Linked DNA regions of Homo sapiens: all the other regions are linked to region 1. The links are chromatin loops, found by intact Hi-C in ENCODE. Cell type or tissue: PC-9. All regions are shown on one strand. Links, peaks and the distances in the headings refer to the core of each region. The heading gives the core; the rest is flanking DNA.

What was found. Hi-C counts contacts between places; a loop is a spot of excess contacts. Peaks named below come from ENCODE experiments on the same cell type or tissue, not always from the same donor. Only the 100,000 strongest peaks of a DNase experiment are listed, where the experiment ranks them.
Region 2: a loop joins it to region 1, with 13 times the contacts of the local background. A loop is called at or near these places in 10 of 110 quality-filtered maps.
Region 3: it touches region 1 in a loop (3-fold over the local background); 9 of 110 quality-filtered maps call a loop at or near these places.
Region 4: a loop joins it to region 1, with 9 times the contacts of the local background. A loop is called at or near these places in 67 of 110 quality-filtered maps.
Region 5: a loop joins it to region 1, with 2.2 times the contacts of the local background. A loop is called at or near these places in 6 of 110 quality-filtered maps.

The regions. Positions count from the first base shown.
Region 1 is chr7:12,319,162-12,325,866 of GRCh38, forward strand. No RefSeq gene overlaps it. Among named protein-coding and RNA genes, the nearest start is that of VWDE, 81 kb to the right of the region's middle. In PC-9, for the core only: a CTCF peak has its summit at 3,310 (motif pointing left); no DNase peak of the experiment used is centred there; H3K27ac peaks cover 1,170 bases.
Region 2 is chr7:11,374,140-11,380,844 of GRCh38, forward strand. THSD7A (thrombospondin type 1 domain containing 7A) reads right to left here. Exons shown (of 28, transcript NM_015204.3): 25 at 5,491-5,573; 26 at 4,931-5,141; 27 at 2,431-2,518; 28 at 1-1,739. The coding sequence ends at 1,655. Among named protein-coding and RNA genes, the nearest start is that of PHF14, 400 kb to the left of the region's middle. In PC-9, for the core only: no CTCF peak of the experiment used is centred there; no DNase peak of the experiment used is centred there.
Region 3 is chr7:12,486,130-12,492,834 of GRCh38, forward strand. LOC105375156 (a long non-coding RNA gene) reads right to left here. Exons shown (of 8, transcript XR_001745093.2): 5 at 5,736-5,869; 6 at 5,360-5,464. It also overlaps a transcript of C7orf78 not described here and the pseudogene TAS2R2. Among named protein-coding and RNA genes, the nearest start is that of C7orf78, 15 kb to the right of the region's middle. In PC-9, for the core only: CTCF peaks have their summits at 4,146 (motif pointing left) and 4,349; a DNase peak (open chromatin) is centred at 4,202.
Region 4 is chr7:11,425,289-11,431,993 of GRCh38, forward strand. THSD7A (thrombospondin type 1 domain containing 7A) reads right to left here. Exons shown (of 28, transcript NM_015204.3): 14 at 3,659-3,837; 15 at 1,378-1,383. Among named protein-coding and RNA genes, the nearest start is that of THSD7A, 400 kb to the right of the region's middle. In PC-9, for the core only: CTCF peaks have their summits at 2,577 (motif pointing right) and 2,784; a DNase peak (open chromatin) is centred at 2,593.
Region 5 is chr7:12,241,152-12,247,856 of GRCh38, forward strand. It overlaps TMEM106B (transmembrane protein 106B), which reads left to right. Exons shown (of 8, transcript NM_001134232.2): 8 at 1-2,216. Among named protein-coding and RNA genes, the nearest start is that of TMEM106B, 33 kb to the left of the region's middle. In PC-9, for the core only: CTCF peaks have their summits at 3,194 (motif pointing left) and 3,396; no DNase peak of the experiment used is centred there.

The sequences.
Region 1 (6,705 bases), core at 844-5,843:
CAAGGTATGTCAGACAATTTCTTTATGGCCAGTTTTTACACAGAAAGGCAAGGGAAAAATAGAGTAATATTATTAGGTTTTATGACTAGCTTTGGAGAAAAGGGGCTCTGATTTCTGTGACCTGCCTTGGGGAAGAGAGATTCTAGTTTTTATGGCTAGCCTCCAGGGAGAACACGACTGAGAGACAGGGGAACAGGAAAAGGTCAGAAAAAAACTTTTGCTCTGAGGCTGCTGCGGAGGCCTTCATTTTAAAATACTGTTTTCTGAGCCCCATCATATGAAAACATATGCATTTTTAAATTGGAGTATACTATATTTATTGTCTGGAAATATTTCTCTCATCTTTTCATCTAACATAGTCATCTTCATACAATATAAGATATAGCTCTACATTAATGATTGTTTTATTGGCTATATAGAAATCTCATGGCTTGAAATATAATGATATAACTATTTTTCTATTAATGATCACTTAACATTTTATTATTTTATAATTGTTAATTTATCACATATAATTTATTTTTAAATTTTAATATTAAAAACCATGCTACAATAAATGTTTTTGGAGATAGAATTTTACTCTAAGCATTGTCTCTCTTAAATGGCTATTTCTAAATTTCCACTGATCGGTCTCCTTTTATAGCACTGCTCTTAAAGGGGAAATAACTCAAGTTTGGTCCTCAAAGGTTACACATCTTGATTTTAATTTGTATTTGTTAATCTAATTCAATTATTGTTCAATATTAGCTGAAGTATTCAGGCCAACTTCAACTCAAATGAGCAACTTAAAAATAAGAAAAAAGCTAAGAAGGTGGATGTTATGTGTTCTCACCATAAATACAACTATATGAAGTAATGCATTCACTAGTTAGCTAGATTTAACCATTTCACAACATATATATACTACAAATCGTGTTATACATGGCAAATACATATACTTTTATGTCAATTAAAAATAAATTTGAGAAAAAAGAAATAAAGTTGATTGTATAGTTTATCTATTTCAGAACAAAAACTGTAATATGGGAGTTTAAGCATGTTTACTTTCTCTGACAGTTTGGTAGGTATAATAAAAAATTTACCTTGTTTTTTTAAAAAATAAGTAGCAGTCATTTTAATTAATTGCAATGTGGCTTTTAAAAAGAGCTTGAGGCCTAATTAGTTAAAATCTTACATGTGTATTTTCAGCATGAGTGTTCTATTAGAAGCTAAAAACTGGTTACTCATTTATTTTTAACCATGCTCATCATTTTAGTATTCCCTGATGGTGGGGAAATCTAACATTCTTTTTCTAGCAAGTTGTCTCACTGCTGCTTACTAACAGGTACTGGCAGAGCCTGTAATCTGCCTACCCACAAAGGTTAGAAATGAATTTTGGCATTTTGGTGGACACTCAATATTTACCCACTTGGAAGACAACAATAGTGCTCAAAACAATGAGATATATAAATTTCCTTGTTCGGTTTAACGGTGGCTGGAAGATAAGTCACTCAAGCAGTGCTGACAGGTATTACTCTGTCTGAGATCTCTGTTCTCTCATTTGAGAAGAAAAAACAACAAATTCCTTGTCACCCTCTTCCTTTCTAGTGCAAATCTAAGACTGGAAGTTTTTTTGAACATATTATGCATCAGGACTTGATCATTAACTGGAAACTACCTTCTGTCCTCTCTAGTTCATTGCTCCTCTTGGTTCAGCCCTATGGATCTAGAAAAATCTCACCCTTGCTCCACACACAGAGCCAGGCAGACAGCCCAGAGACAACCCTCAAAGTGAGCAATTTAGGTTTTGTTCTGGTAGCACAAAATTCCATTTCCTCTAGTTATTTTTTCTTTTATAGAAATGAAAATAAAATAAAAGTATATTTTTCAAAATATTTGCCTGTGATTTATGTAAGTACCCACATGTTAAACCAAACTCTGTTGCTGCCTTGCAATATTTTCCTGGATTGAACCAGCCAGTATCCTTCAAGTCTTCTATGTAGGCCAATCACTATTAGAAATGAGTGGTCAGAATATATTTGTCTGTAATGTTTAATTTACTTCATCTGTAATGCTGCAGCCGGGGTATTTTATGGCATTACACTGGAAATGGCTTGACTCTTTGATATGGGGAGATAGATCTCAGGTCAAAACCCAAGGAATAATTGATTATTTTCACAAGAAGAGGGTTGAAAACTAATATCCTCCCCTCCTACAGTCCTCAGAAAATATCAGCCAGCAGTGAGAATGCATCATCAGAGAATGCTGATGTAATAGGCAGACAGATCAGGGAGATGAAGTATCACACAGTCACCATCTCCATTAACTAATGTAGGAGGAAGCATCAAAGTTGTCCACAAAAAATAATTGACAGGTCTTGGTGCCTAAAGACACATACACAAGCCGTAAGAATTTCCTTTCATTTAGTAATCAGAGCCCTCAACAAAGAAAGGAACCTCTTAGCTTGGGCAGCATTAAAACAAAACACTGAAGGAAGTACAGATGATTATCTTGAGATCTTAGACGAAACCAAACTAGACCCTAACAATATCGCTTGACCATATTATCGAGGATTATAACCAATTCCTTGGTGAGGAAGATTAAAGTTTGATAATAGAATCTACTTTATATACATTGTATCTATACCTATTTGTCTAATCTATCATCACCTGTATATCATCTATGAAATTAGAAAATAAATTGGGATAATTCTCACTATAATGTGTATGTCCAGTAAGTTTCATTATTGTTCTTAAGCTCATAGTGTCTCTAATCAAAGACTCTCTAGATACAGTCATGTCCAGATATATAGTTGGGAGAAATCCACTTACTTCAGACAAACTTATGGTTTTTGTCTGAAGAAGCATATTTAAGAAAACATTATCCCTTACAAAGACTTTATTTTCTGTCAGGGTGTGCTACATATTGACTTACTATTTCTCAGTGACAGGGGAAAAGGCATAATCTTGAAATATTTGAAAGTACTGGCTATCTTCACAGTTTTTTTCCAAGTTCAATGTATACAGGAAGTAAAAAATGTTTTCTGCCCAACCTAATATTACTCAGAGAAATTTTAATCTCAGACGGATTCAGTTAAGTCACCAAATCTTCGAAGGAAAGTAGTATCTTTTACAAGCACAATGAGAATTTTTAACTGCTCTCAGACAAGTGGCTATAATTATTGGAGATTATCAGGTATAACTAAGACTCTAGGCTCACAGGAAAAACTGATGTCATATTAATTATGAAGAATTTTATTTTTGAAAAATGTCATGTTTGCCTTAAATATTTAATATTTTCTCTTATCAAAATGTGTTACCTGGGAACTGAGGATCTAGCACCATCTGCAGGCAAAATAAGCTAATTTCATCTGGCAGTAGAAACAATTTTACAGAAGTTTAAAACAGGTTAAAATTCTTTCAACAATGATGTATAAGTCTGTCCTTACAATAAAAAAATAAATTGGAATGCCACCTGCTTTGTCCTCCGTTTCTTTTATTTTCTCAAAGCATCTGCAGTGGCCGTTGATAAGAGTACTGTAGTCTCTGAACTGGTATGCTTAAGACTACAATACTCTTGCCAGGAAGGGCCCCATTTTGATCAGCGGGGGAGGTACATCGGCTATGGCCCACAGTATTTTTAAAGGCCCACAAAAATGTTTCATGTCTTTTAAAATCAGTATTAAAAAACTTTTAGGTCAAATAAACTATTTTAATATATGATATTAACGTATTCATCTTTATATCAACCCAGTTATAAAATATACTTTTTGATATTTTTAAATGGAGAGAGGGGTCTGTGAAGACAAAAGTGCCGAGGGCCCACTAAGTTCAAAAGGGTCTTTTTTGGAGGCTGATGGCTAGAGTCCAAAGAACTACACAGGTGAATACGGAGGGGAATCAACTTAACCCTGGTTAACTACTTAGAACACAGCTTGGCACGCATTCAGCTCTCAATTTGAGTCATTATATGCCAGCTACCTTTAGCCTTCTTAGTCTGGTTCTCACTACTTGTATGCCAGAGCTTATTTAAAGTTCATGTTTGCATATTTTGTTTTTAATCTCACATCTTAATTAGTGCTTTTTAAAGTTAATCAGTGAACAAAATTACCAACATATAGTAATCATTGGAAAACTCTAAAATCCAAACAGAGAAGTCTTCCTGTCATTTCTTCAGCTGGTATGACTGATTCATCTTTAGCAACAACAAAAAATAACAAAATGCATGTGTTGGGGATTTAGATAACAACCATTGTGAAAAATTATTTGCAATTATATTAGCCCATTTTCACACCACTCTGAAGAACTACGTGAGACTGGCTAATTTATAAAGAAAGAGGTTTAACTGACTCACAGTTCCATATGGCTGAGAGGACTCGGGAAACTTAAAATCATGACGAAAGGCGGAGGAGAAGCAAGCACGTTCTTCACACAGCAGCAGGAGAGGACGGGGTGGGGGAAGTGCCACACTTTTAAACCATTCGATCTCGTGAGAACTCACTCACTATGACGAGAACATCATGGGGAAACCACCTTCATGATCCAACCACCTTCTACCAAGTCCCTCCCTCGACAAGTGGGGATTACAATTTGAGATGAAATTTGGATAGGGACACACACAGAGCCACAGCATATCAATAATAATCTCATTTTAAATTTAAAATTACACAGTACTCTTATGATGTAAATATTTTTTATCCCCATTTTACAAATGAGGGAATTCACGTATAGAAGGAGGTAAAGTTCTCTGTGCGAGTACACACAACTGTGGTGAGTTAGAGCCAGGATCTGGGATCGAATTAAAATCCAGGTGCACCTGACTCTGAAGCCTCACAGCAATGTGTCCTGCAGCTGTCCTGCCTCCAGTTCTATTTCTACATGGTGCTCTTCGCAGACACCTCTCCACATACAAATGTATATCCACAGCTAGAACAAAACAAACTGGTAATTCTCAAATTCTTCTTGAAGTGAGTTTTTTTCAAAATATTTTTGTCCAACAAATAAATTAAATACCTCATTTTAACAGGCATATTTTTATTAACCCATAATGTGGATTGAAAAGCGGAAAGAAATATCTTTAATAAATTATCAAGTGATCTTGAGCCATTAAACATTCTTGGCTTTTTCTAAAAATAGATGATAGCATGTAGTTAATAGGCCTTGGTGTCAGATATGCATTCAAATACAATCACGGCAAAGTGTAAGCAGCAGGGTATTTAGGAAACAATTGGAGTTCTCTAGGCTTTGGTGTTGTCATCTGTAAAATAGAGAGAAATCTTTTCTCTCAAAAACTTGATTGTCTGAAAGATTGTTAATTAAAATCCCTAGCATCACGCTCAATACATTTTGGTTTTCTTTCTTCTAATTATCCCCACTTAATTTATTTAATTGATAATCACATAATTGATCTACTTCCACTCAGGAAAGCACTTCTGATTTTTATGGTGTGCTATTGAATAATTATGAAAATAAAGTGGATGCTGAGTGAAGAGGTTATCATACCTAGCAGTCTTTTGACAGAAATATTTGTCCATAGTAGTTTTAGTTTACCTGCCTTCAATAAATAAAGCAAAAATTGAAAATCTTTGACAACCAAGCTCTGAGAACTTTCTGAATTTAGAACTGTTGCCTTCCCAACTCAGAACATGAATGATATGGTTTGGCTGTGTCCCTATCCAAATCTCATCTTGAATTGTAGCTCCCATAACTCCCTTGTGTTATGGGAGGGATCCAGTGGGAGATAATTGAATCATGGGGATGATTTCCCCCATACTGTTCTCATGGTAGTGAATACGTCTCAAGAGATCTGGTAGTTTTATAAGGGGAAACCCCTTTCACTTGGGTCTCATTCTCTTGTCTCCCGCCATGTGAGACACCTTTGGTCATGACTGTGACACCTCCTCAGCCACGTGGAACTGTGAGTCCATTAAACCTCTTTCTTTTGTAAATTGCCCAGTCTTAGGTACGTCTTTATCAGCAGTGTGAAAATGAACTAATATAATGAGCTTCACCATAACTTAGCAAACAGCCAATTCCATCTGCCATGATTCTGCTGGCCCTGATCTGGGCTGATTGCCTAGGGATGGTCACTGGTTCACGCCCATCCAGTGGTACCAATTTCTGTGAGATTTTTCTCAGCCAAGACTTTTGAACTAAATGTCATGTCTTCTAGTCAATGGGTGGCAGTAATTGGAACAGAAAGATCATCACATTGATCTGCTGGCTACATTGAATCCTGAGGAAAATCAATAAAGAACAGCAATGGGCAAAGAGAATTAAAGATTTACAGAGAGGCCAAGAAGAGACAATCCATGCAGGTCCAGAAAGAGAAAAGAATGAGTCTCTTGATTGCTTCCTGGCTCCCATTAAACCCAGCCTCACTTCTTGTCTTGAATGCTGTATCTTTTTAATTAACCACCATGTCTATTGAGTTGAATCAAAGGAAGAAAAAAAAAAACCTTAACTCGATGGCTCCCACCTGGAAAAGGGGAGGCAGTTTCCACTAAAGTGGGGCTGTTAGAAAAAAGATAGAAAATTAGGAAAACTGAGGGTAGTTTCCCACTCTTCATTGCCAGGGATAGGTAGCAATCCAACATATCTGTCTGCTGCAAACTTGTCCTGGCCATTACAAGCCATGACTGTTTAAAGGAAATAGAGTGTCAAGGATGCTGCCCATATTTTCAACATCATCAAAGAGTTTAAGTGTTACATGATGAGGTCCTTGTGA
Region 2 (6,705 bases), core at 1-5,000, 950 kb before region 1:
AGCAAAATATGACCTGCAAAGGTGGCCTACTGGCTGTTTTTGTAAGGGAAGTTATATAGGAAAACAGTTATGTTCATTCTTTTATTTACTAAGATTGCATTAGCAGAATGGCAAAGTTGAGAAGTTGCAACATAGACCTTGTGGAAAATATTTTCTATATAGTCCTTTACAGAAAAAGTTTGCCACTCTTGCTCTAGATATGCAATGAAGTCTTGGATAAGATATTTATTCTTCTCTTTTAAAATTTTAGTTTTGAAATCATACATTGAAGAGAGAGATTGCTTCAAATTTTGCCAGTGAGAAAGGCAAAAGACTATGGATTTTGAAATAACTGCCTGCAAGACAGACATTCAATCTGAAACTGGGAAATCAGAGAGAAAGAAAAATCAACATATAATTTTGATTTCCTTTAGTTACAAAGGTCATTGATACATTATTTATTTTCTCCATCTGCTCAAAATTAAAAAGACATCCAGTTCCTTTTTCTTTTTTTTTCTTAACAAAGATAACAAATATAAAAATCTAGTCATAAACAGCCTTCAAAGAACAATTACAAACCAACTAGAGGAATCCACCTTTTAGAGGGTTAAGGGGTTAGGGACTTCAACACTTAAATTACCGCCATGTTGTCAATTTCACAATGGCTGCAGTGATGAGGAAGTGTGTGTACAGCAGGTGTAATAGCTGATTTCATCTTGCTGCCATCCAAACTGAACTTTACTCTCTTCAGGATACAAGAACTTGCAAATGTCTTCATGCCACTCTTGGCACAGATGTCTTCATCCCACATGAAAAGAGGCAGTTTCTATGGCAATACTGGTTAAGCGCCTATCGTGCTGCACTAATATAGTGCAAAAATGTGCCTTCCATATAGCAAAAAAGATGCAGGCAACCAGTTTGAAAATCAGGGAAAGTAGAAACGTATTGTATTAACACAAGTAAATTAGTTTTCCAGACAATTACCACTATAAAATACTGAACTTGAGGACTCGTTCTTCTAAGACACTAGTACTTGTCCAGCATTCTTACTTTGGAGAGAGACAAGAAGTCTTAAAAAAGAGGCTTTGTCTCTGAAATGCAGGTCAATAAAATCTACCATCGACCACCAAGATGCTGAATTTATTCAGTGGATTTTCTGCTTAGCTTAGAGTTTATTTGTTATGCATTGTTAAAATTGCTTATTAGCAAGTACATAATCTGACATAATGTGTGTCATTCAACTGAGTACACATGTTAATTTGACCATAGTATTGTGGAGATCTTGGTAGAAACTCTTCATGCTAGGAAGTTTTATGGATTAACACTGCAGACGGTCTTGTATCAGGCATCCTAACTGGCCAATTCCACCATTATTTTTTAGAGATGAAAGTGGTTTTTCAGTCGGTAGATTTCAGAAAAGATGACATAAAACTTTCAGAATGCAGCATGTATTCAGCTAAATCTCCTATAATTCTCACGGTTGATGGTCTGTATATAAGTGGTACTGTCTTAAATATCTCCAGTGGCAGTATGATTTTCACTCTTGTCTTTATGATGCCATTTTTAAAAATTAAAATATATTTTAATCCACACAGTTTGGATACATTTGTTGTGGCCTCTGGACATCTATGAAGTCAGAAAGCCGAAACTGGTTGTTGCCAGGAAAAGTTATATGTTACATGTCGGCATCTCCATCATAGGCTAAGGTTAAAGGTTTCAGTCGGTTGTTTTGCCTTCTTTGGGGTTTCTTTGGCTTTTTGCTGTAAAAAAATTCGGAATTAGGAGAAAGAAAATCAGTTTCTAATTGTAAATTTGATTGCTTTAAGCGAAAAAAAAGTAAAAGCAAATTGATAAACTGAAATTGCCTCGTTGCCTGCGTTGCCTAAAGTCTATCTACCTTAGAATTTGATTTTCTGATCTTGAATTTCAGTTTTATGCTTTGAATAAACTCTAAGTAAACTTCAAGTGTTTCACTACCCTACAAAAGATAAATTATCCAAGTGGGATTCTTTTAGTATTAACAACAGAAATAAAATCATAGTAGGGTCATTTTCATTTGGCCAGAAACCTTTATAAATAATGCATAATTTATAAATTATACATGTTTTAGAAGATACTTGAATATGATTAGGTATTACTGTAATATCTTCCTCCATTAGTAATTCAATATAAAAATCTACAGTTCACCATATTGAGTACAAAGCAATATTTTCTTGAAAGTATGCAAGAGAACATACTCGAGAAGATGACCTGCAGCAAGCTCTTGCTCATCTTTAGAAACGAAATGGCTCAGATTTGGTAGCTTTTAGCCCATCTAGGACTAAAGCCATGTTTATTTAGAAATTCATGTGAACACCAGATAAATGTAGAGTACTTATTTGAGACATTAGTTTGCTGTTTCTGTGTTACGATTAAGTATCTCTTTGGATTTTTAATTATTTAAACACTCACCAAGCTAGATAAATCATGGAGACAATAAAGATGAGTAACACAAATGCCCCAGCTGCTACACCGTAAACCCAGGTCTTTAGTCTCCCATCTAAGAAGAATGGATATTAGTTATTAATTTACATTAGTCTGGTATACATGAGGCAGTCTTTAACTATGACCAATGATCAGTCATATATGACCAATTTCTTTCAAAACCCGAAAAGAATTATTGCTTCAGCACAGTTAATGATTAATGCAAAGCTGCTATTATGAGTTAGATTCTGCTTCATTAAAGATAAGCTATCAAGGAAAACTGAACTGAAAAATTATAAATGTTTGACTTCAGATTTCAAGTTTCTTTGGCTAAACTTCAGCTGCCTTTCATCTCAATTTTACTTCAAACTCAATACATGTGTAATGCTATATAAACATTCTCTTCTGATTTTCAGTGTATTTTGAGAATTGCAATGAGAAGAAAAGATGAAAAATGCAATTTTAAGAAAGTTTCTACAAACTCGAGTTAATGCATATAGGTATTTAAACAAAAACTTTGTCATTTTTATTCCAGGTAAAATGAAAGTGAATATATTTAAGATTTTATGGAATTAATAATCTTTTATCTAGTCTGCACTTACAATGTGTTTTAAAATTGGCTGACAATGTCATTTTCAAAAACAACTGGTTTGGTTAACATATAAAAGGATCTATAAATAATTTTTTTTCTACCTTTTCTATTATATGGAATCAGACATAACAGGAACTTTTGTAATTTGGGTTTCTGGTCTCATCTTTGAACTCCTCAGTTCTATGCTCCGAATAAACTTCAAGCACAAGATGTTATTAATGATATTGGCTAATTTAATTTGATCCTCACATCAACATATATTTTCTGTTGCAATTAAATATTTGATCTTAGTGTTAAAATTATAGATTGGGCAAAATTGACCTCACACAGACTCTGGTTTATTCAATATTTGAAAGGCATCAAATGGAAATTGGTACTGTGGAATTTTTTTGCCCGGAGTTAGATCAAGTTAGAGGTTCATTTGCTGGGAATAAACTCAATTAATATTCTAAATATCCTTTCTTTCTAATCCTAAAGCTTTCATTTTTTAAATTTGAGCTCAGTTTAGAATCAAAAGAGCTGTTCCACGATTGAGGATCTCTGTTGAGAGTTTCTTCAACAAATGTTTTTTGGGGTTTTTCAAAATCAAAGAATATCTAAGTTTTCAGAACATGCACCTTTTAAATATTTTAAAATTTTAACTTTGGGGAAACTATATATAAAATTTAAAATAATGACAATAATATTCTTTTTTTTTTCAAAAGGACTGGTTTTGATCTGAGGAGATCTGCTTCAATTCTTAGTGAAGGTCAAAATTGCTACTGGTTGTCTGCTAGTCCATTGTCTTAAACACTGAGGGAAGAGTTTCCCATGCTTACACAGATAAGTCAGCTTTGCAAAATAAATCATACTATCAGCTAAATAAGCCAATTAAAGCAGGAATAATGTGATTAAAAGCAAATCACCCAAACACTTAAAATATCTTAAAAATCCAATATTTATTCTCCAATAAGGGAAAGTATTCAGACTTAATGCATAGAAATGGAGATGTGCTAGCTATGCAGATTCCTTCCATCTTTTCTCATGTTTCTAATGGCATTTTAAAGTAGACTATGCCTGGCTCTGCCTGGAGATTACTTCATAGACTAGTAGTTCTTCCAGGTTGTGAGAAAAAGTGGCATATTAGCTGCTTTATAATCCATGTAGCACATTTTCAAGCACCAGGTTAGTTCTAGGGATGAGCATATGATGAAATCCAACTGAGGAGGGAAAGTGTGCAGAGTAGAGAATAGCATATCATGAGGTATTCAAGCATTTGCCTGTATTGGCTTTGCATTTATTACCAGATACATTAAGAGCTGTCTGTGAATGTGAAAACAAATTTGGATCATCCTATCCAGAAGGGAAGGCTCCATTGTCTCCCTGTTTATCTGGCACTAGTACAGATTCCAAGTATTTGAGTATGCTGACTTTTAGGGCTAATAGAAACTGGTCTAGCTACCACGTGTGCCCTGGCACAGAACTGCATTAGTGATGTTTTTATTTAAGGGTCAAACTATTACTGTTCCTATGATCAAATGAAAAATTCTGGAATGTCTTTATAGTCTCCTTTATCCTAGTTCTGAATGACAACACATTTTTTAAAATTCATGTTTCTAACTTTGTTCAATTTGAAATTAATTATACTTGTAATTTTTGGACTGGAATTGAATTGAATTATATTGATCCAAAATTTTTTCTCAGAAGAATGTAATTTCATTTCTCTGAACTTCAAACATGAGTTATTTTCCATAATGATAGTAAAAAATTGAAGAATAGATGGCACTATCAGAATAAATGCATGTAGATAAAATAATCAATAGCTCATATAAAAATGCTTTGCTCACTTTTTTAATCCTTTGGCATTGCCTAAAAGAACTAAAGGTTTCTCTTTCAACACTAGTCTAGTCAGTTCACCTGGCCCAAATGGCTGTAGAAACCAGGTCCTTCCCCGTCCTGCTGGGTTACTGGAGGGTTGGGTTGGATGTACAGCCCGACTGGTTTTCACATCTCCTCTTTTGTCCTCCATGGTGGGTAATACCACCACGGGGATAAGTGTGCATTGCTCAAGGGTGCTGTTAGAAGACATGACTTCAGTGTACCCTTCTTCACAATGGCATGTTTTTGTCTGCAGGAGAACAAGAAGATTTATACTAGCCATGCAAGGAATCTTTGGAAGTCTAACAGACCTGACTTGAAGAGAAGGCTTTAAACAAGGTTTGTTTTGGGAATTACTATACATAATTCCTCTATTATTTTTAACTACAAAGAAACATACTTTTGGCATTATATGAAAATGTATTCTAAAGGTGAAAGCAAGTGAAGTCAGGACTTTTTAGATTGATAAAAGGAGATGTCTAAAATGGGATTTTTATGCCTCAAGACATGCTTTCTTTGGAGGAAGATAAACTGCATAAGAGACAGTGGGGTGACACATGATGGAGCTGGCTTGTCTGCCCTGATGAATTTTCACATACCTCGCTACAGTACGAGTGGGGTTGACTACACGGTGGGTTACAAGACCTGTCGGCATCAGGCTGGCTCATCACCAAGCAGCCCCCTGCGGAACAGAAAATCATGTTTTGACAAATAATATATTTTGCTATGATGAAAATACACTGTGGTTAGTGACTTGTCTTTGAATCTTGAACCACCTTGGGAATCCCAGGAATTTTTCTGTCAGTGGTTGACTGTGAAATATTTGGTTAACCTTGACCACCTTATGTAGTGACTCCAGGCCCTTTTTACCCAGGGGAGCTAGCTCAGTGCCTGGTACTCAGCAGGTATTCAACAAGCATTTGTTGAAAGAATGATTTTATAGCTGCTATTTTGAAAATACTAATTGCACACAAGCTTTTTCTGTCAGGAGCACATGAATCCAAGTCCAGCAATTGAAAAGCTGATTTCATTTCAAGTTAAAATTCTTTCTTGGAGATTCAAAACAATAGTTTTCACGTACTTTGAAATAACTCTTCAGCTCTTTATGTTAAATAAATGTTTTCTTTAAATAATGCATATTTCTTTTTCAGAAAAGTCACAATTTCTGCTAATTCATGGTGTTTTTTGGATATAGAGAAGAAAACAAATGTATCTACGAAATCATTTGTTTTGCACTATGGTTTTAACTTGATATTACAGCTGTTTATCTCGTTTATTTTCAAGTGTAGTACCAACTGTGCCTAATTTGTCTCAAGTGAGGTTTTAAGATGGAAATAGATGTCATAAAAAACATTGGTGACGTGAAGGAAGCTCCTATTTTCAAACTATACTTGTTCAGTTTAACAGAATTTTAGCAAAACAAAATTTTTTCTTTATTTATGGAACTGATGATTCTCTGGAATTTAATCACAGGCGCCTATTGCTAATTGTCTGTGTTTCTCTCAATATTATAATCACAAAATACTCATAGAAAAATTGTCACAGAAAAGCAGTTAGTCATTGCAAGGCAATCGCAGTTAATTGGCCACACTGAAGTTATTATTAAACACACACACACAAAGCAGTATTTTGAGTTTCTTACAAGGACAATTCATAAATTAAAGCAATTGATCAAGATAGGTAATATACTTTACATGCTTGTCTATTTGTCATAAAGAATCTCATCTCTCCTAAAAGATGAAAGAAGAATGCATATAGAGCTTAACACAAATCATTTACACATTGGCCTTTTGGTACTGAATAGCATTAGAAAT
Region 3 (6,705 bases), core at 1,121-6,120, 170 kb after region 1:
CTATACAAGTTCAGCCACTATTGACTGATATAATCTTGAATAAGTTACTTAACCTTTAAGATTCCAACATAGCTTTCTCTATTAAATAGGAATAGTTATGGTGTAATAGAACTCCATTCCATCTAGCATTAAAATTTGTATGAGTCCTAGAAGTTATATAGTCCATGTAAAGTTCTATAGTTCATATGAGTCCTGTAAGTTCATATGAATTTTGTTGTATCTCATTTTCCACACACTATTCATTCAACAATATTTATTGAACATCTACTATTAGGTTTTATTTGCTCTTTGGTGCCTTAGTTCCATAGCATCTAGGTGCAGTCTGATATGCTAACAATACAAGGTCAATATTTTATAGTTTCATCAGTTTATGAATAATCTCCTAGACAATGTATTAAATTTATGTTTTTCCTATTTCTGTATATAGGGAAGGAAAAGATTGAAGCCATTAAACAGTGATTTTTTTCCATTGATTTTACATTTTTAAAACTATTTTGATGGAGCAAAGTATTTCAATCTAACATACAATAGCATTTTAGTCAACATTGTGGGCTCTGGATAGAGTCACATCACCTGTATTCAAATTTGTATTTGCACTCTCCTTCAGCTTCATTCTGTGTACTTCATTATGTTCTGCATATCGGATAATATTGTAATTTTGTGGTAAGAATTAAAAGATAGTAGTGTGTAGAATAATTTCTTGAACATTTTAAGAATAAAACTACTTTTCTAATATTACAGCAAATAAACTGATAAATTATTGTCAAATCAAAATGTAATTATCAAGTATCCATAATTTTTATAATTTAATTTATACACCTCCTTTTTTTTCAGAGACTAACTTCATGAGTGCAATTTAACATATCTCTAAGAAGTATCCATTTGTGTATATGGAGATCAAAACATTTCTGCTTCTGTCATGTATTTTCTGATTAAATTTAGGTAAGTTACCTAACATCTCAAGACTAGTTTCCTATCTCTGCAACAGAGATAACTCTTTTTTCTACAAATAACAGAAAATTCAAAAAATTAAGTGAAATAATTTGGGGAATAATTTTGGCAGCTTGGAATATGAGCCTGATGATCACTGTATTTGGATTTTTCATCCACCTGATACTTAATGTTGTTATTCTAGAAACTTGGGAAGAGAAGTCAGGGATTAAATTTTACAAGTCTGTCTTTGAGATTGAAATCCATAGAGACAACCTATTAGAATACTGAAATAAACTCAAATAAAAGTAAGACTACACTGATCCTTTAGAAAAATGAAGATATGTTCACGGCCTTCAAAATGCAGTTTCTCCAGTGCCTGGCGTCTGATCTCAGCAAGGAGAGAGTAAACCAATGTGTGACCAGGGTGTCTTTTTAAACCATATAAACTCCTCCATTTATTTCCTGTGACCACATAATAACAACAAAACAGAATGTAAGTGAAATTTTGGGTTAGTTCTTTACAGAAGGCTAAAAAATATTTTGAGTGTTTTTCAAGGAATTAAACGAATCCAGCAGATTAATTTGGACCAATAAAGGATTGAGTCTTTAAAGCCAATTCTCTCTGCAAAACTTCAATAGCAAAGCCAGCGTAGCGGAAAAATTGCAAACAAAAGTATTTTCAACTGAAAATATGAAAACAGATTCAGTCTCCTTTAAGTGACCTATAAAGTACTTAGCCTCATCACTGGCATGTAGAACAAGTCAATGTACTTGTTTAAAATTTTTAAATACTTGTGCAGTTATAACCAATAAGAACCAAACAAGCAGCTCTCTAGCATGGGAAACACCAGGTCATAATATCAATATTTAAAGTATATTCCAATTTGCCAACTAATTTATAAACATTATCCCATCGTCTTAGAATCAGAAAACTCTGTTACCACATTTTTCAAAGAAAATACAAGAAACCCTCTACTGGAAGTATGCCAATTCTCAAGTATCATGTGACCATTTAGAAGAATACATATTGATTGGAAGGTGACTAAGCTGAAATTTAGTTTAGTGAATTATAAATATTCAGTGCCCCTGATAGATATTATGTTTCTTTAAAAAGAAATATGTTATTTTCATAAAACTTTCAAACATTGCTTAATTTGAAAACCATCTATCTTCATTTGGCCACTGCCTTTCCCAAATCTCTAACAAGACTATGAATTAGTAACTTCAAGACAGTACAACTCACCATTAAATTTCCTATATCTGAGAAAGAGCTCTTCATTAAAACTCTGCTTCCAAAATGAGATTCAATCATGGCAAATGCAAAACAGTCCACATATGACAGGAAAATCACAAATGCAAATACAAACTAACTAAATTGTAGCTTACTGTCAATTATACTTTTAGAATAGTTATTGGAAAAGTCAAGCTTTTTCTTCAATTAAATGATGTATATAGGGAGCCAAATGAGAGCCTGAATCCAGGATTTCAGAATGAAACAAGTTCTAGATAAATTCAAATCTCATTGCAGAATCATTTAGCCAACAGCCCATATGGCCAGCTGCACCTTTATGAATGTGACAAAGGCAGAGTGGTTTGAAACAGCTCAGCAAAAAAAAAATATAAAGCCCTTGGACATTCAATGAGGATAAATTATAGCTTATAAATTATGTATTTATCTAAGAAGTGAAATTCAAAAAGAATTGCTTAAAAGTTATATTCATACCATATATGCATTCTGAGGTAGCTGTTGTAAGAAAGTGCAATTTTAACAATGAAATGTTTCTTGTAAAGTATTATTTTCAGAGAAATTAATCTTAATTAAATCAATATGTGTGGAGGGGGTTTGATTGGTTTTTTTTTTTTTGGTTTTTTGCTTTGGCTAAGAAGAGTTTCCGTATATTTGACTACCTTTTATTGCCCTAGTTTGCCCTGGAAATTTGAAAGAAAAGACCATAGAAAAGGAATACCCAAATGCTGGCTATTATGGTGAAGATATTTGCAATATAAAAGAATTCTTATTGTTGCACTAGAATAAGAAGTATTGGGGCATATTAAAATATCATTTTCATAATGGCTTGTAACAGTATAGACAAAAAGCAAGGGACATCTGTCATGAAAAAGATTACCCCAATAGTCAGTATACATTTCAAGATTTTTAGTCACATTACATCATTATTAATAATTTGGCATGTATATATCATCTGGATGGTTATTTATATGCATTGTTTCCCCTCATTTGCTCAAGTGTCTTTAACTCAGCAAGTTTATTTAATGAAACACATTCATAATAAAACATTAACGGAAACAGAATTTTTGAAAAACGGAAAACTGAGATTGATTGAACTTTTATTTTAACTAAGAAGCAGAATTCCGTATAGGTCTACAGTATTTGAAAACTCAGTAGATCCTTTTAAATGTAAACACTTAATATATATAACTAATCTCAGAGAGGTAACTTAGGACATTAAGTTATAAACTATGCAGATCGCACTTATTTTTCATTCACCTCATAGTCATGATACTGGTCTAGGGCTTGGATTGGAGCCGAAGTTTCTTCACCTGTATCTAGAAGCGGGAATGCCTTCAGGAGGCTAGAGGGCAAGACAAATACTATTTGCTGGGCAAAGTCAGGGTTTATTAAGAAGAAAAGCCAAGACAAAAAACCACAGGCAAAATTGCTATGTAGGACATAAAACTAGAATTTTAGAAGAGATATGGATAGGACCAATATTGCTGCATTTTGGACAGCAGTGATGTGTAGAAGATGGGTGGGGAAGTAATGAAGCTGGCAGGAGAAAGTGACAGGTGGCATCGACATTTGCTTTCAATAGCTAGTGGATGTACATTTCATGGAAGACCCTGAGGGGATCTCTAAAAGCCATGATTGGTGTAAACAGTGGGTAGTAAGTCCAGTTCTTTCATTTTTGAAATTTTCCATACTATCACAATCTTATATTTAGCCTTTTTTTGAAAATATTTCTATATAGAATGGTTATTTTCTTGCTGTGGTAAGCACAATATGAGGACAGATATTTAATAATATTAATAGCTAACATTTTTTGAGTGGTTAGTATCACCCAACCAGGAACTTAGCACTTTGAGCACCATATCTTATTCTACAAAGTAGTGGTCTATTTACATTTTACTTCTGATGTAACTGAAGTTCAGCAAGGTTGTATTATTACCTGCTTGTAATCATAATAGAGGGATGATGCTCACTTTAACATGATAATTATGCCCTCTGCTGGTAGTTAATAGCTTTTACATCATCTACTTTTTGAAATGATGCTTGTAAACAAGAGCCCAGGACGATGTCATCATGTGAATTAATTATGCACTACTTTTATAACTCTGGTTTGCTATTCATAAGGTCAACATTGTATCAAGAAGGCCATGAAAACAGGATATATTTCAGGGGAAGGAAGATTTTTATTAAAAAGTTATATTCCAGGAACTGATTTTCAAGTCTGGAAAGGAAATTGCCTTTAGTAGGGATAGGATATGGGGAGGGGAAATTTTATTAAAGTGTCTTGAAATTATTATAAGTCAAACAGTGTGCCGGGGAAAGAGCTATCTTTGAGACTGGATATTTGTGGCAGTAATAGGAAATAAGTATCTGTCTTCAGGATGCAGCATTTAGCATTAGGAAAAAATAAAAGACAAAAACAAAACATCAATAACCAAAGCAAAACATACTTGCAATCAGATTTTTTTTTTTCAAAATTGAGCAAGAGTGAGAATGGAATGGTGCCAAGGGAGCAATTTTTCTCAGGATGTAATTGGAAGACCTAGCCATCATTCATATCTTCAGATTTGCATTGCTCCAGTTTCATCTGAAGAGCACCAGATTCAAAAAGTAGTCTCTGATTTTCTTCCTTAGAGGAAAAGCTAGTGTAAGGCTCTACCCATGATACAGAAGCTGGCAGAAGTTGAGACTTCTCGGTGCTGTATGTTCCCATTTGCAAGATCATCTGGAGGAAGTATTCAGGACCATCTACAAGGAAAAGCTAAGACTTGTCTTACTTAGAAAACATGGCCTTGTCTTTTTCAGCTATTCTTCATATTATCATGATGTCAGCAGAATTCTTCACAGGGATCACAGTAAATGGATTTCTTATCATTGTTAACTGTAATGAATTGATCAAACATAGAAAGCTAATGCCAATTCAAATCCTCTTAATGTGCATAGGGATGTCTAGATTTGGTCTGCAGATGGTGTTAATGGTACAAAGTTTTTTCTCTGTGTTCTTTCCACTCCTTTACGTCAAAATAATTTATGGTGCAGCAATGATGTTCCTTTGGATGTTTTTTAGCTCTATCAGCCTATGGTTTGCCACTTGCCTTTCTGTATTTTACTGCCTCAAGATTTCAGGCTTCACTCAGTCCTGTTTTCTTTGGTTGAAATTCAGGATCCCAAAGTTAATACCTTGGCTGCTTCTGGGAAGCGTTCTGGCCTCTGTGAGCATTGCATCTGTGTGTCGAGGTAGATTACGCTAAAAATGTGGAAGAGGATGCCCTCAGAAACACCACACTAAAAAAGAGTAAAACAAAGATAAAGAAAATTAGTGAAGTGCTTCTTGTCAACTTGGCATTAATATTTCCTCTAGCCATATTTGTGATGTGCACTTCTATGTTACTCATCTCTCTTTACAAGCACACTCATCGGATGCAACATGGATCTCATGGCTTTAGAAATGCCAACACAGAAGCCCATATAAATGCATTAAAAACAGTGATAACATTCTTTTGCTTCTTTATTTCTTATTTTGCTGCCTTCATGACAAATATGACATTTAGTTTACCTTACAGAAGTCACCAGTTCTTTATGCTGAAGGACATAATGGCAGCATATCCCTCTGGCCACTCGGTTATAATAATCTTGAGTAATTCTAAGTTCCAACAATCATTTAGAAGAATTCTCTGCCTCAAAAAGAAACTATGAAGAAGAAGAACAATGTGAACTATTTCTTTCCTTGATTTAGATTCAATGGACTTACTTGGGTTTTGTATGCTGACTCACCCTCTCTCTGGTAATTTTCTGCCAGTGTCTGACCCCCAGGACAAGTGAGGCACTAATTTTGATGTTGGATGGGTGGGATATGTCTTTTTTTCACGACTTATATGCTTAAAACTACTGCGATGGTAATACATTTAAGTAACAATACTTGCACTGGAGTATAGTTACATTTTAGAAATAAAAAAAATACTAAGACTTCATTTGGCTGACCAAGGTAGTTCTTTTAATCTCTCTACCCAAGTCATTGGGAAGCACCTGCTTTAAACAAGAAAAAGTATCTTGATTTAGTTCAAGAATTGAAACAATAAAATAATTTGGCTTTAAGGACATTTAAGTATTTTTCAAAGAGATTCAAATTTTATGTTGAAACTGTCTGTCATAGCAATGTCCCCAGCAATACTGGTTATGGTCTTACATTGCTTTTGATTTCAGATTGGTAGATCATAAGATGCAAATTGAGTTGGCATGCATATGCATACATAAACACAATCCAAAGTCTCAATTTTTTTACAAAACAGAAATATTTTTCAACTCTCAGGAGTACTAAACTCACTCCCAGAAAGAATGTTGAGGAGGTTGCTGACAGCCAAATCCCAGTGAACAAATGTTCAACAACAGGTATCTTAACTTCTTTCCAACTAAGAATTTTGTCTGGAGTATGACAGCATCAAATGCCTTGAAGTCAAAAGTAAAACAGGTCTCTGTTTACTCTTGAAAGCTCTTGCTAGATGTGAACTGATTCTGCTCTTTAAGGA
Region 4 (6,705 bases), core at 510-5,509, 890 kb before region 1:
TAATTTGGCCTATTTTCCAGATAACTATAAATAATGATGAGAATTTAGATTTTTGGTGTGTATCATATGGGAAACTAAATTAAAAAGATAAACAATATGAAATAAAGCCATCTTAAAACTAATCCTCAATCATTTAAGGCTTGGAAGCAAAGTCTGATATTGGTGTACAAGCCCAAGCAGTGAGGGCCACATGAAACAAGGCAAATTGTCTCTGCTCCAGGGTCCATAAAGCCTTTCAGTCCCACATTTGGGGTGGTATGCTTGGTTTCAGGTTTTTTTTTAGTACAATGAACCAATTATGTTCTTTTTTCAATGAGAAGAATGACTAAATAAAGGAAATAAATGGCACTTAATCCATTGCAACCAAGCTGACTCAAGCATTAAATAAAATTCTTTGAAAGTATTTTTCTAATCTGTGATAGTCCAACTCTATCCCTTATTTTACACACACACACACACACACACACACACACACACTGAGAGACAGAGACAGAGAGCAAGAGAGAGAGAAAGGGAAGAGAGAAACTATAGCTTTTTATGTAATGAATTCTAGAAAAGATAGATTTAAATAGCCCTTTGCAGCCATTCTTTTGTGCCAATTTTAGTGAACTAAAAACCTAAGTAAAATGAATAAAGTGGACCTGTCTCAAAGAGGAATAAAAAAATGCTAGATGACACGTTAGTGGGTGCAGCGCACCAGCATGGCACATGTATACATATGTAACTAACCTGCACAATGTGCACATGTACCCTAAAACTTAGAGTATAATAAAAAAAAAAAACATTAAAAAAAAAATGCACTGTTGGAGTCAAATTCTGCAATTATTGCCATAAGTGATTATATTCACATTTAGTTGCTGTATTAAAAATAGAACTAAATAGCACAGGATAAAACATTACCCTACAACTTGCAGTGAAAAGAAAAACTGAAGGAGAAATGCTCTTCTTCTTAATCCTTTGATGGCTTTTATTTTAAACTCCTGTACTGAAGTGAATACCCATCAGTTCAGAACAATCTCCAACCCACCCATTTTCAGTCCACTTGCACTTTTTCCTTCTCCCTCTGAAAAGCACAAGACCATTAATAATGGGTGTCACTGCCTGTCGAGATTAGCGAAGTGAAACTTGTTCTCCCCAACTCTTGTTCACCTCAGTCCTTGATATTACAATGAGGGATATGAAATGTAGGAACACAGGTAACTATGATAGAAAAGAAAAATAAAACAGTTATAGAAAAAAATTCTTTAATGGAAAATATGACATTTTCTCCCTGTAAAACATAAAAGACAAAGCAAGAAGAGAAATGTATTCTCAGAAATCAGGAAATTTAAGAAAAGAAGGATTCTATCAAAAAGCATGAGGTTTAAGAGTTCTTACCTGTGCCTGGAGTGGTGTTCAACAGGAATGATGAAAAGGGAGAGAAATAAGGTAGGTGAAAATGTCAGTATGCTATGAGAAGAACACATGGTAAGTTTCAAGTATTATTACTTACATGTAAAAACCTACTTTTTTGGTAAAATATTAGAACATTTTTCTTAGGTCTCAGGAGATAATACACAACTACTTATTAATGTTAAAAAGTAAGATACACAAATGGGTATTGTAAATAGCAGAGCCAATGAGAAAATTAGATGGGCAGGATGGAGAAATCTTAGAAAATGGAGTTGACCTCACAATACATAGCATGGGAAATTGATATATGATGCAAATAACTTGTGATCCAACTTGTCAATGTACTGTTGTCTATCAGTATATTTATAGATTGATCTATCCGTTGATTTACCTTAATCAGTTCATCTGTTTTGTAGAAAATGAGGATTTGAGTACTTCCTTCCTCAGCTAGAAAAATAGAAACTCAGAGACTGTTTTCAAGCCAATGCTTCTGATTATTTTACTGAGGAACATATAATTGTAGTAAACACCTATGTGATTTACAATTTTCAACATTAACACAAAACTTTACATTTTTATTTTCCCTAAATTTCTTAATACACAAATTCATAGAAGTTTCTATTTTTATGCAGAACATTTAGGCTCAAATGTTCAAAAATTTATTATTTGTTTTAGCTTTGATTTTTCAGTTGTTAATGTCTCAGTAAGCCTTCAGTCAACCGATACCAAGTCACAATACCCTTATCAAACTGCATCAGAATATATTAGAGTTGGAAAGTGACAAATGGTTTAGGCCAAACACTAGGAATAGCAAAGACAACTTGGCCTGAGGTTTTGAACCTTTGGAAATTCACTTAAGGAAAATCTGAGGAAAACACAGATTTTAATTGCATATCTGACTGGGTGTACACATACACGCTAAAGTGAAATAGGTATGAGTATGTGTAGAATTTCTCTTTATTAGGATTGGGAGTCATATATAATTTATTTAAATTTGCTACTGAAAATTCAAGGTTTCAAAATTTGTAGAGAAATATTCTTTTGTATTATAAACATTTTAGTTCAGTTTTTCTGTTTTGCAGTTATATAATTATAGTTGCTGAACTGAATTTTCTTTGGAAATTTCCTTAGCATCTTAGAAATGCAAAATGCTCTGTGACATGGAAGCTAAACTACCAGTAGATGGCAGCAAGGGAGTGTGTTATTTACCCTCCATTGCACATAAAGATAAAATCAGCAACTTCACTTGGGGAACAATCAAGACTCTTTAGAGTACTTTTTATAGAATTTAATTCTTCACGATCTTCATCTTAATTTACTTAATTCCAAGGTTCTTTCTGTTTTCTCTACAATGTACTTTTATTATGAACAAAGTTATGTTAATCTGGGAAGGAAAGTATGTATACAGGTAAGCAGTGTGTTTAGAGATTAAAATGAGTCTATGTATGTATGAAACAATTCTACATATTTAAGGACTTGATTCATTTGATTGTGATTTAAATTCAAATACACAACTTAACACCCACACATAATAAATGAAATTATTCTTTGCTAATTCACTTATAGGCCAAACATGGTAATAATTGTCTGATTATGTTACATTCCATTTAAATCAGTCACAATTCCTCCATTAGGCTTTTTCTTTTTATCTCTAATAGAACAGAACGACAACTATTAACAGCAGGTAAGAAAGAATGCATCAAAAGTCAGAGTTCCAAATAAAATTGAAAATGGTCAATGACTAAATTGATAGCATACTTACAGTGATTTTGAGGCCATCTTTGTATTTCTTTTTCTCAGTTTGTTTTATATCAAACACATTTAAATAAACAGTATATATTTTTCCTAATTTTAGACCAAAACCCATATTATTTCTTTGATTTTAATTTAAGCATTTGGTAATTGAGATGTCTTTTCTGACAGTTTGGGGAAACTATAAGAATGAGATAATCTCAGCCTACATGTTAGATACAATCTTATGACAGATTAAATACCTTGACATTATTTCAAAGATAGGTGTCATTTTTCTCCCCATTGAATTACATACATATTCATATATACTTGCAAGGTATGGAATCTCCAGAGAATACAGATATGTCTAATTTGAAATTTTAATAACATGTATGTATTTATTCAGGCATTCTAATGGTAAAAATGGGTCAATTTTTTATTCAATAGCTATTATTTCCTCTTCTCCATTTTGGAGAAAAAATCAGATCATTGTGAATCTCAACAATATCTTAACACTGTCAATGATAGAAAATACCTGGTTGACATGGTCCAGTTTGGGGCAAGGCCTTCCTCCATTATATGGTTTTTCACGCAGCCATTTAGAACGAACCTTCACACCACTCCCACAGGACTTGCTGCAGCGCGACCAGTTGGACCACTCACTGAGCTTGCAGTCTGAGGGGCAGGGGATGATGCAGGCCTCCTCAATGTAACCTGAGTAGAGGAAAATGAGACAAGAATCATCTCCTCCACCTGTCACTCTCCCATTACCACCCACTATTCTAGGTCATTTAGAAGGTCCAAGACTGACTTGACAGCAGCATGCAAATGCAGAGGTGTCTCTGTTGTAAGGGACTTGAATTAAATTCTGCAGGGAAATGTCACATACATACAGTGACTCTGTTAAAATAACAGTTGAGCAGCTGCCATGTGATCTGCTTAGGATTCATGCTCACCATATTTCAACATTTCTGACTGACAGCTCGTGTTTAATTGACAATAACCTGTCTGCTGCCATATCATTCTCATGCTGACAGAATGATACATTAAAAAATTATAACAGTTTTCTATAAAACCCTATCTGTTAATGTCACACAAGTTCAGGGTTCTGAGTCCATGCAACGTTCTTTCTTAAGAAATCCCAGTCCCTTTCACTCAATACCCAAAAGGAACCATTTAACTTAGCATCTTGCGTTTCTCCTTCTTTGAAAATCAAGTCTGAAGAAAAATGCAGGATGTTAAGTAATGTCTCATGTTTTACATGCTGTCACTTTCAGAGCATCTTCACATCTTATATCCATTTGATTCTCTTGAAAATCTTATGTATGAATTGTGCAAGTATTGACATTCTAACAGGCAGGTAAGAAAACAAATGCAGAGCGATGACTGACTGAGTCCAAGGTTACACAGTAAGAGACAGGGAAAAGTTTTCTGAGGTCTAATCCAGTACTCATTCCATCAAATCATCCAACCAATTCGATTAATAGTGCACAGATTTGTTTTGGGAAATGGGAGTATTTTCTTTCAATACTTCTTAACTACAAACTTGCCATTTCACAATATCAATTAAACACTATTATTCTCAAGGCAAACATGTGAAAACAGCAAAATTCCTCTAGTCAAGAATGAAACGCACGGTTGTCCTCTATAATAGTCTGAATGTGGAGAGAAGGTGTTCTTGGTACAAGAAAACACTCTGCCTTGCCATTTTATCTCAACAGCAGAGATTCGATTTTGACAATGATTATAATGTAAACAATTGATACTAGGCAACTCTAGGTAGATTTTTAAAAATTTATGGAGATATAATTCATATTCCATAAAAATAACCCCATGTTTTGGTTTTCAGTATGTTTGCTGCGTTGTGCAACCATCATCACCATCTAATTTTAGAACATTTGTTTTACTCCAAAAATAAACCCTATGGTTACTGGCAGCCACTTCCTACTTTCCCCTTCCTCATCCCCTGACAACCATGAATCTACTTTCTATCTCTATGAATTTGCCTAATCTAGACATTTCATATAAATGAAGTAAAACATTATGTGATCTTATTTCTTTTTTGTTTTAGAGATGTCTCACTCTGTCACCCAGGCTGGAGTGCAGTGGTGTCATCATAGCTCACTGCAGCCTTGACCTCCTGCACTCAAGAGATCCTCCTACCTCAGCCTCTTAAGTAGCTGAGCTGGGACTAAGGGTGCCCACCACCATGCCAGGCGAATTTTCATATATATATATATTTTATAGAGATGAGGTGTTACGGTGTTGCTCAGGTTGGTCTGGAACTTCTGGCCTCAAGTGATCCTTGGCCTCCCAAAATATTGGGATTACAGGTGTGAACCACCATGCCTGGCTTGGCTTCTTTCACTTAGTATAATGTTTTCAAGGTTCATTTATGTTATAGCATGTATCAGTTCTTCAGTCCTTTCTATGATTGAATAATATTTCATTGTATGGACATTTCACATTGTTTATCCACTCATCAGTTAATGGACATTTGAGTTTTCACTTTTTGTCTATCATGAATAATGCTGCTATGAACATTTGTTTACAAGCTTCTGTGTGGGCATACATTTTCAATTCCCTTGAATATATACATTACAGTGAAATTGCTCAGTTATGTGGTAACTCACTTAGCTTTTTCAGGAAGTGTCAAACTGTTTTCCAAAATGACTGCAGCACTTTATACTCCACCAGATATGCACGCATGTTCCAATTTCTATGAATTCTTGTCAAACTTGTTATTGTCTCTAAAATTTTGGTGTTGTTTGAAGAACAAAAGTTTTAAATGTCAATGAAGTCCAGTTTATCTTTTTTCCTTGGTTGTTAGTGCTTTGGTATTATATCTAGGAATCCACTACCAAAGTCAAGGTCATCTAGGTTTATAGTTGTTTTCTCAAGAGAATTTAATAGTTTTAGCTCTTATATTTAGGTGTATGTTTCATTTTGAGTGAATTTTTGTTTATGATAAAAGGTAGGGGTCCAACTTCATTCTTTTGCATGTGGTTATTGAGTTATCCTGTCTTCAGTTGTTGAAAAAACCTGTTCTTTCCTAATTGTTGTGGCACCCTTGTTGAAAATCAGTTGACCACAGTGTAACGATTTATTTTTGAACTGTAAATTCTATTCCATTTATCTCCATGTCTAGTTTCATGATAGTACCACATAGTCTTGACTACTGTAACTTTGAAGCAAGTATTGAAATCCAGAAGTGTGAGTCTTCCTATTTCGTTTTTCCTTTTAAAGATAGGTTTGGCTATTTTGAGTCAAACTTCTATATGCATTTTAGAATTAGACTGTCAATTTCTGCAAAAAATTGCAGCTAGGATTTTGATAGGAATTGTGTCAAATTTGTTGATCAACTTGGAAGCACTGCCGTCTTAATTCAGACACATGGAATTCATTTCCATTTATATAGATCTTTAATTTCTTTCAATGATGTTTTGTAGTTTTCAGTGTACAGGTCTTGAACTTATTTTGTTATATTTATTCCTAAGTATTTTATTCTTTTTATTGTAGGTGGATTTTAAAAAGAACCTACCAACATTAATTTCTTTAATTAAAGGAAAGTCAGACCACCTT
Region 5 (6,705 bases), core at 1,036-6,035, 78 kb before region 1:
GATTCATGAATGGAATATATTGATAATAGCATTTTTTAAGTTGCCCCAAAAAGATGAAATACAAATAATTTTAATCCCAAATCTATTTCAGACACCTAACTTTTTTTTTATTTTTTATACTTTAAGTTCTAGGATACATGTGCAGAACGTGCAGGTTTGTTACATAGGTATACACGTGCCATGTTGGTTTGCTGCACCCATCAACCCGTCATCTACATTAGATATTTCTACTAATGCTATCCCTCCCCTAGCCCCCTACCCCACAAAAGGCCCCAGTGTGTGATGTTCCCCTCCCTGTGTCCATCTGTTCTCATTGTTCAACTCCCACTTATGAGTGGCAACATGTGCTGTTTGGTTTTCTGTTCCTGTGTGTGTTTGCTGAGAATGATGGTTTCCAGCTTCATCCATATCCCTGAAAAGGACATGAACTCATCCTTTTTTATGGCTGCATAGTATTCCATGGTGTATATATGCCACATTTTCTTTATCCAGTCTATCATTGATGGACATTTGGGTTGGTTCCAAGTCTTTACTATTGTGAACAGTGCTGCAATAAACATATGTGTGTATGTGTCTTTACAGTAAAATGATTTATAATCTTTTGGGTATACACCCAGTAATGGGATTGCTGGGTCAAATGGTATTTCTGGTTCTAGATCCTTGAGGAATCACCACACTGTCTTCCACAATGGTTGCAATTTACACTCCCACCAACAGTGTGTAAAAGCTTCCTATTTCTCTACATTCTCTCCAGCATCTGTTGTTTCCTGACTTAATGATTGCCATTCTAACTGGCGTGAGATGGTTTCTCACTGTGGTTTTGATTTGCATTTCTGTAATGACCCGTGATGATGAGCTTTTTTTCATGTTTGTTGGCTGCATAAATGTCTTCTTTTGAGAAGTGTAAGGTACTTAATTCTTAAATTAAAAAAAAATACCCGGCCGGGCACGGTGGCTCACGCCTGTAATCCCAGCACTTTGGGAGGCCGAGGCGGGTGGATCATGAGGTCAAGAGATCGAGACCATCCTGGCTAACAAGGTGAAACCCCGTCTCTACTAAAAATACAAAAAATTAGCCGGGCGCGGTGGCGGGCGCCTGTAGTCCCAGCTACTCGGGAGGCTGAGGCAGGAGAATGGCGTGAACCCGGGAAGCGGGGCTTGCAGCGAGCCGAGATTGCGCCACTGCAGTCCGCAGTCCGGCCTGGGCGACAGAGCGAGACTCCGTCTCAAAAAAAAAAAAAAAAAAAAAAAAAAAATACCCTTCTTTAACAAAATCAAGTTTCAAGTTTTCTGCCTTGTTGATAACTTGTTAACATTTTTTTATTTTAGAATAAATCTAAACAGAGACCACACTGATATCTGTAACAACCTATGTAAAGTTAAGATTAAGGTTAAATCACATTTTTCACAGAGAGTGTTTTACTGAAATATAAACTTTTATGCATCTGATATTATCTAATTGTGTCCTTACTGGGTAACTTGTGTATTTTTCAAGTTAAAGGATTTCCTAAAAATGCTTATTTGAATATTTATGTCATTTGTCACACATACTTTCAAAACATAACCTTCTTCAACGAGTATCTTCTTTTCCTTCCTAAAATACTGTTAATAGCTGGCTATTTTGTAAGCCTGTATCTGGTTTAAAAAAAAGAAGTGAATATTTTCAATACTTATGAACCATAGAATTCTGTATTCTTTTCATAACTTTTAACTTTTCCATAGGACCTATCACTATGTAAAATATTATACATATCTACTGATTTATTTATTGCCTATGTACCTATACTAGAACATAGTAAACATGAGAACAGGGAATCTTGGTTATTAATTCCTGCAGGACTCAACTACTTATCACTCAAACATTTGTTCTTGAAAAGAACTTCGTATAACATCATTAGATTTTTACAGAATCTTTAAAAAAGCTTTAATATTTTCAAGGTTTTTTATTTATATAAATATTGTTACTTTACCACTAGTGATTTCAATAGTGGCATTGTCACATGATTCAAGAAGAGGAGGCCATTACATTACTGTTGTATTAAAAAGTCAGTTCAGGCTTAATATATATGACTACTATAAGTCAACCTCACATTTTAATGTATGAAGAAGATTGTATGAACGATCACATTAATTCATTTAAATAGTATGTATTTTGATACTAATTTTTAAGAAGAAATGTATCATTCTCATGGAAATAAAAGATAATTTGAAAAGCATGTTGTGCTATTTATATCAGGGAAAATTTGTTCAGCTCACACAAAGCCATACATTGACATATTTTTTAAAAATGCTGTAGTACTCTATAGTCTTTGAACTTACTTAATACCTGTTAAGAGATATAACAAACTGAAAAGTTATTTCAGGAGCTAATGTGTTCAATGGAATAAAGTTGATGTACTAAGTAATAGATAAAATGTTAAGAGTTTTCTCCGTGTCAGGCACTATAACAAGCATTCTTTAGGCATTTTTTTTTATAATATATACAGCCTTACGAGGTATGTACTATTGTACTATTGTTGCTATTTTCCTTTTTACAGTTTAAAAACTGAGGGTTAGTTCAACTTGGGGTTTAAACTTTGACTTGCTCTTTCAATCTAAAAACTAACTCATTAACAATGTTGGGAAAATGGTACATTGTTTTATTTTTGATCCACACTACTTAGGTTTTAACTTAGGCTGGATTTTATCATCATAAGACTTATTAAAGGCAAAATATTATGTAAGTAGTACCACAATCTCCCTTTATGAAATTATTATCATCTTTTTCCAAGTATATTTAAAGATCTAATTATGACACTTAGAATTGCAAGAACTCAAAATGGTGTGGTGATGGGTACCCAAAGTTTCAATCCAGTCAACTATAAGCAACAACTATACACACGGCATTGTGTTTGATTGTAGGGGATACAATGATGAAAGTATACAGTCTCAAACTCAAAATAAGACAGTTTACTGGCCAAAAATACACTGTTTCATCCCCTTTATCTCGCCTACACATTACCCTCTTCTATTTTTCATTATCTGTTACAGTACTACAATGGAGAACAGAGCTGCAGTACAACTATAGCATTTTGAGGGGCTGGGAGAACGGGATACAGGGTAAGGAAGATCATGAAGAGTCTAAGCAGAACTTTCCAGTCATTGTACTACAATGGGTTGCAGGCGTGCCAGCCCTCTGGTGGCCACATAAGTCCTGGAGTGGCTGGTCATCTCAGACTGGGAGCTTCCTCATTGGTTTGTCCTAATGGGCTGAGCAAATGTTTTCTGTGAATGGCATGAGGACAAATGTTGGGAAGCCCTGTACTCTAAGGAGGTGATAAAATAATCTCTCTTTGTTAATCCTATTAACTCTGACAGAAAGTACTTTGTGACATATTTCCTAAGCTTTGATTGGAATAGACTATACTATTATTTACTTAATTTTTCAAGTCAAATCCGGGTTTTAACTTAGATCTGCTTTTATCCTTTTATGACTTATTGAAGGTATATAATTTTTAAAACATAAATATTTATCTTAATTCAAACAATAGTAAGATAAAACTGACTTGCCTGAATGGTCATCTTATATACCAGTTATGAGTATACAGGCATACTGATTTCGGGAAAGCCAAAATGACTTTAGATAGGGTGCGTTTTTAAAGCAGCATGATTTTAGGTGCTGGAAGCATTGTTCAAATCCTTTTTTCACTTCTCAATTCTAGCAGTACAGTATTCAAGGACACCTGCTCTCAGTGGTAAGCATTTTTATTTACTTTATCTAGAGCTGTAGATAAAATACTGGCAGCAACCTGCCACTTTCAATTTTTTTACAAACTACCTATTTAAATGTTTAGACAGTTCATTCTAAGAGTATTCCAGTTGAGTTGAAGAGACATTTACCCAGTCCAGTTGGCTGTATCCAGAATTAACTGGGACTCAGACTAGTGTAAATATAACAGATATATCTTTCTTTATTTTGAAAGTCTAAGTTATTTTGTGGCTGAAAAGTTGAAACATTAAGGCAGCCCAGTAAACATTTCTGTTTATTCTTTTTATGAGCAGTATTTTCTATTTCATGTCATAGGTAATGTAATCATCTGATTATTTGGCCCACTTGATTTTTAGCTTACTCATAAGTTTATGATCTTATGATTAAGTTTTTTAAAAGAAAAGACTAACACAAACTCACCCTTTGTAATTCAATCCGTTTGTTTTAGAGATCAATTTTTAAACTTTTATTTTTGAGACAGGGTCTTGCTCTGTCACCTAGATTGGAGTACAGTGACACAATCACAGCTTACTGCAGCCTCAAACTCCCAGACTCAAGCAGTCCTCCCACTTCAGTTTCCCAAGTAGCTGGGACTACATGTATGTGCCACCATTCCTAGCTAATTTTTTTTTTTTTTTTTTTTTTTTTTTGTAGAGATGGGGTTTCACTATGTTACCGCAGCTCAAGCTGCAGGGCTCCAGTGGTCCTCCTGCCTCAGCCTCCTAAAGTGCTCAGATTATAGGCATTAGCCACTGTGCCCAACCAGATATCACTTTTAATCAAAGTGTACAAGTAGGAATTTATACTTGAACTCAAAATTAATGCAAATAAAATGCAATTTTTTTGAGATTAGAAAATATTTAAAAGATTTATATCAATCACTAATGACAAATGTGTGGAAGTGGTCTCAATTGTGTACTCTTTTGGTAGAAGGCTGACTATATCCTCACTGGAAAATAATTTTTCATTATCTCTCAATTTCAAATATACATGCCTCAACCAAACAACTTTTTTTAGGAATTTTTTATCTGAAATATTTGCATGAATAAATAGGCATTTCAAATTTTAACATATTAGATTGAACATATTCTACAGTATATATTCTTTACTCAAACTATTTTTTTTAAAAAAAGGAATACCTCTACCCTAAAACAACAAGAGGTATTTCCAATTGACTAGCAACTGAAAAAAGAAAAAGACAGGATTATATTAAAGAGAGAAGGTAATACATCGGACAACAGTATTCTAAAAGATGGAAACGAGGCTACATGCCTGTAAGGGTGGGGCTGGGAGGAGGAGAGAGCCCATGGGAAATGCCACAGTGGGATCATCTCTGGGCAAAACGACAGGAGTTATAGCAAACAAAATAACTCCAAAATATAGAAAGCAAAAAGTGATATTACAAACAGAAAATGATAAGTAAACCGTGTTAATAGGAGATTTACTTGTTCCTCTGAAACAAAAAGGTCAGAATATTGAAGATTTAAGTACAAAATTTAATGGTCTTTGATCCATTAGTTATGTATGGAGATGTTTAACCCAAACCAGAGTGCACGTTCTTTTCAAATACACATACAATTTTGTCAGACCATTGCTGTATACTGTTATATTACTATATCTTGCTAACATATGTTAATATAAATATATATACTAATATAAACTATATTACTATATACTATTGCATAAGTAACTTCCACTCGCTTGAATGTAATACAACTAGGAATAATAATAACATTGCATAAAGCTAGAAATTTAAAAGGTTTGTAACTCAAGACAAAGAGGACATTAAAATAGTTCATTTAGAACTAATTCAGGTCATTACATTTCAAAAACTTCAGATATAGCCAAGTGACAGACAGGAAAAAATATAGCCTAAATGCATTCGTTAGAAAATGAGAGAGATTGAAAATATCTAATCTATATTTCAACTCACAAAACTAGAAAAATTTTAAAAAGCAACAAAACTGTCCCACAAAAAAGAAAATTGTCCCCAGCAAAACCTGACAATAGAGAAAAGCCTATGATAATAAAGCAAAGATTACTAAAATTCGATTCCAAAAATCAGGACTTCTTTTTCTAGCATTGTGGTGGCGTAGATGTCTAGAAAGACCTTCTCAGCATGGAAACCCTAAAAACACTAGAAAAAATTCAATATATGCATACAGCTAGGCTGGTGAGAGAGAAACCTTTGAAGACCGTATATCACTTAGATTCAAATGACCAAGGTTACATATCAAAGAAAGTATGTCATGTATCACAGCCAAAAGACCACAAACAGAAAAAATAAATTATTCATACTTTCACAAAAATGGTGAAGGTGGGGGAATGAATAGGTGAGAATAAAATTAAATAAACCCCAGGTAGTTCCAAAGCCTCATTCAATTTCAGCATGCAGTTTAAAGCCTAGGCTCTTTAGGGATTAGGGAGTCCTTTCCATGAGGTCTAGAATTAGCTTCTCATTTTCTGGTGACCTATATGCTAATGAACAATTATTTTCTCTCAACACAAGCAAATAAAGATGGCTGCAATAATGCGCCATGTAACAGGGGAGAGATGGGAATTACACAAAATTACTACTGCATGGCACATATCAAGTATTACTGGGCCAGAACTACATGGAATCCTTACCCTAGAAGTGAATTGTGTTCTTTGTTTAGTCAAGTTGACAGTTCTAGTTCTACTCTCTGAGAAAGTCTCACTTTATTGTTCTCCACAGTCCCATCTGAGAGGATTTCTGGGTAGGGAATGGGTGGCCACAGATATGGATTATAAGGATAAAGAATGGGAAGGAAGAAAGGGTACCTCCTTTGTTTACACATATAGTATTTCAAGAGGAACAACTGAAAAACTGTTCAAACAGTTCATAAAGTATCTGAATTGAATATTAGCACACAAAAGTAACTTTCCGATATTACATTAATAACCAATTATAATAAAATACCAAAAAGTTCACTATA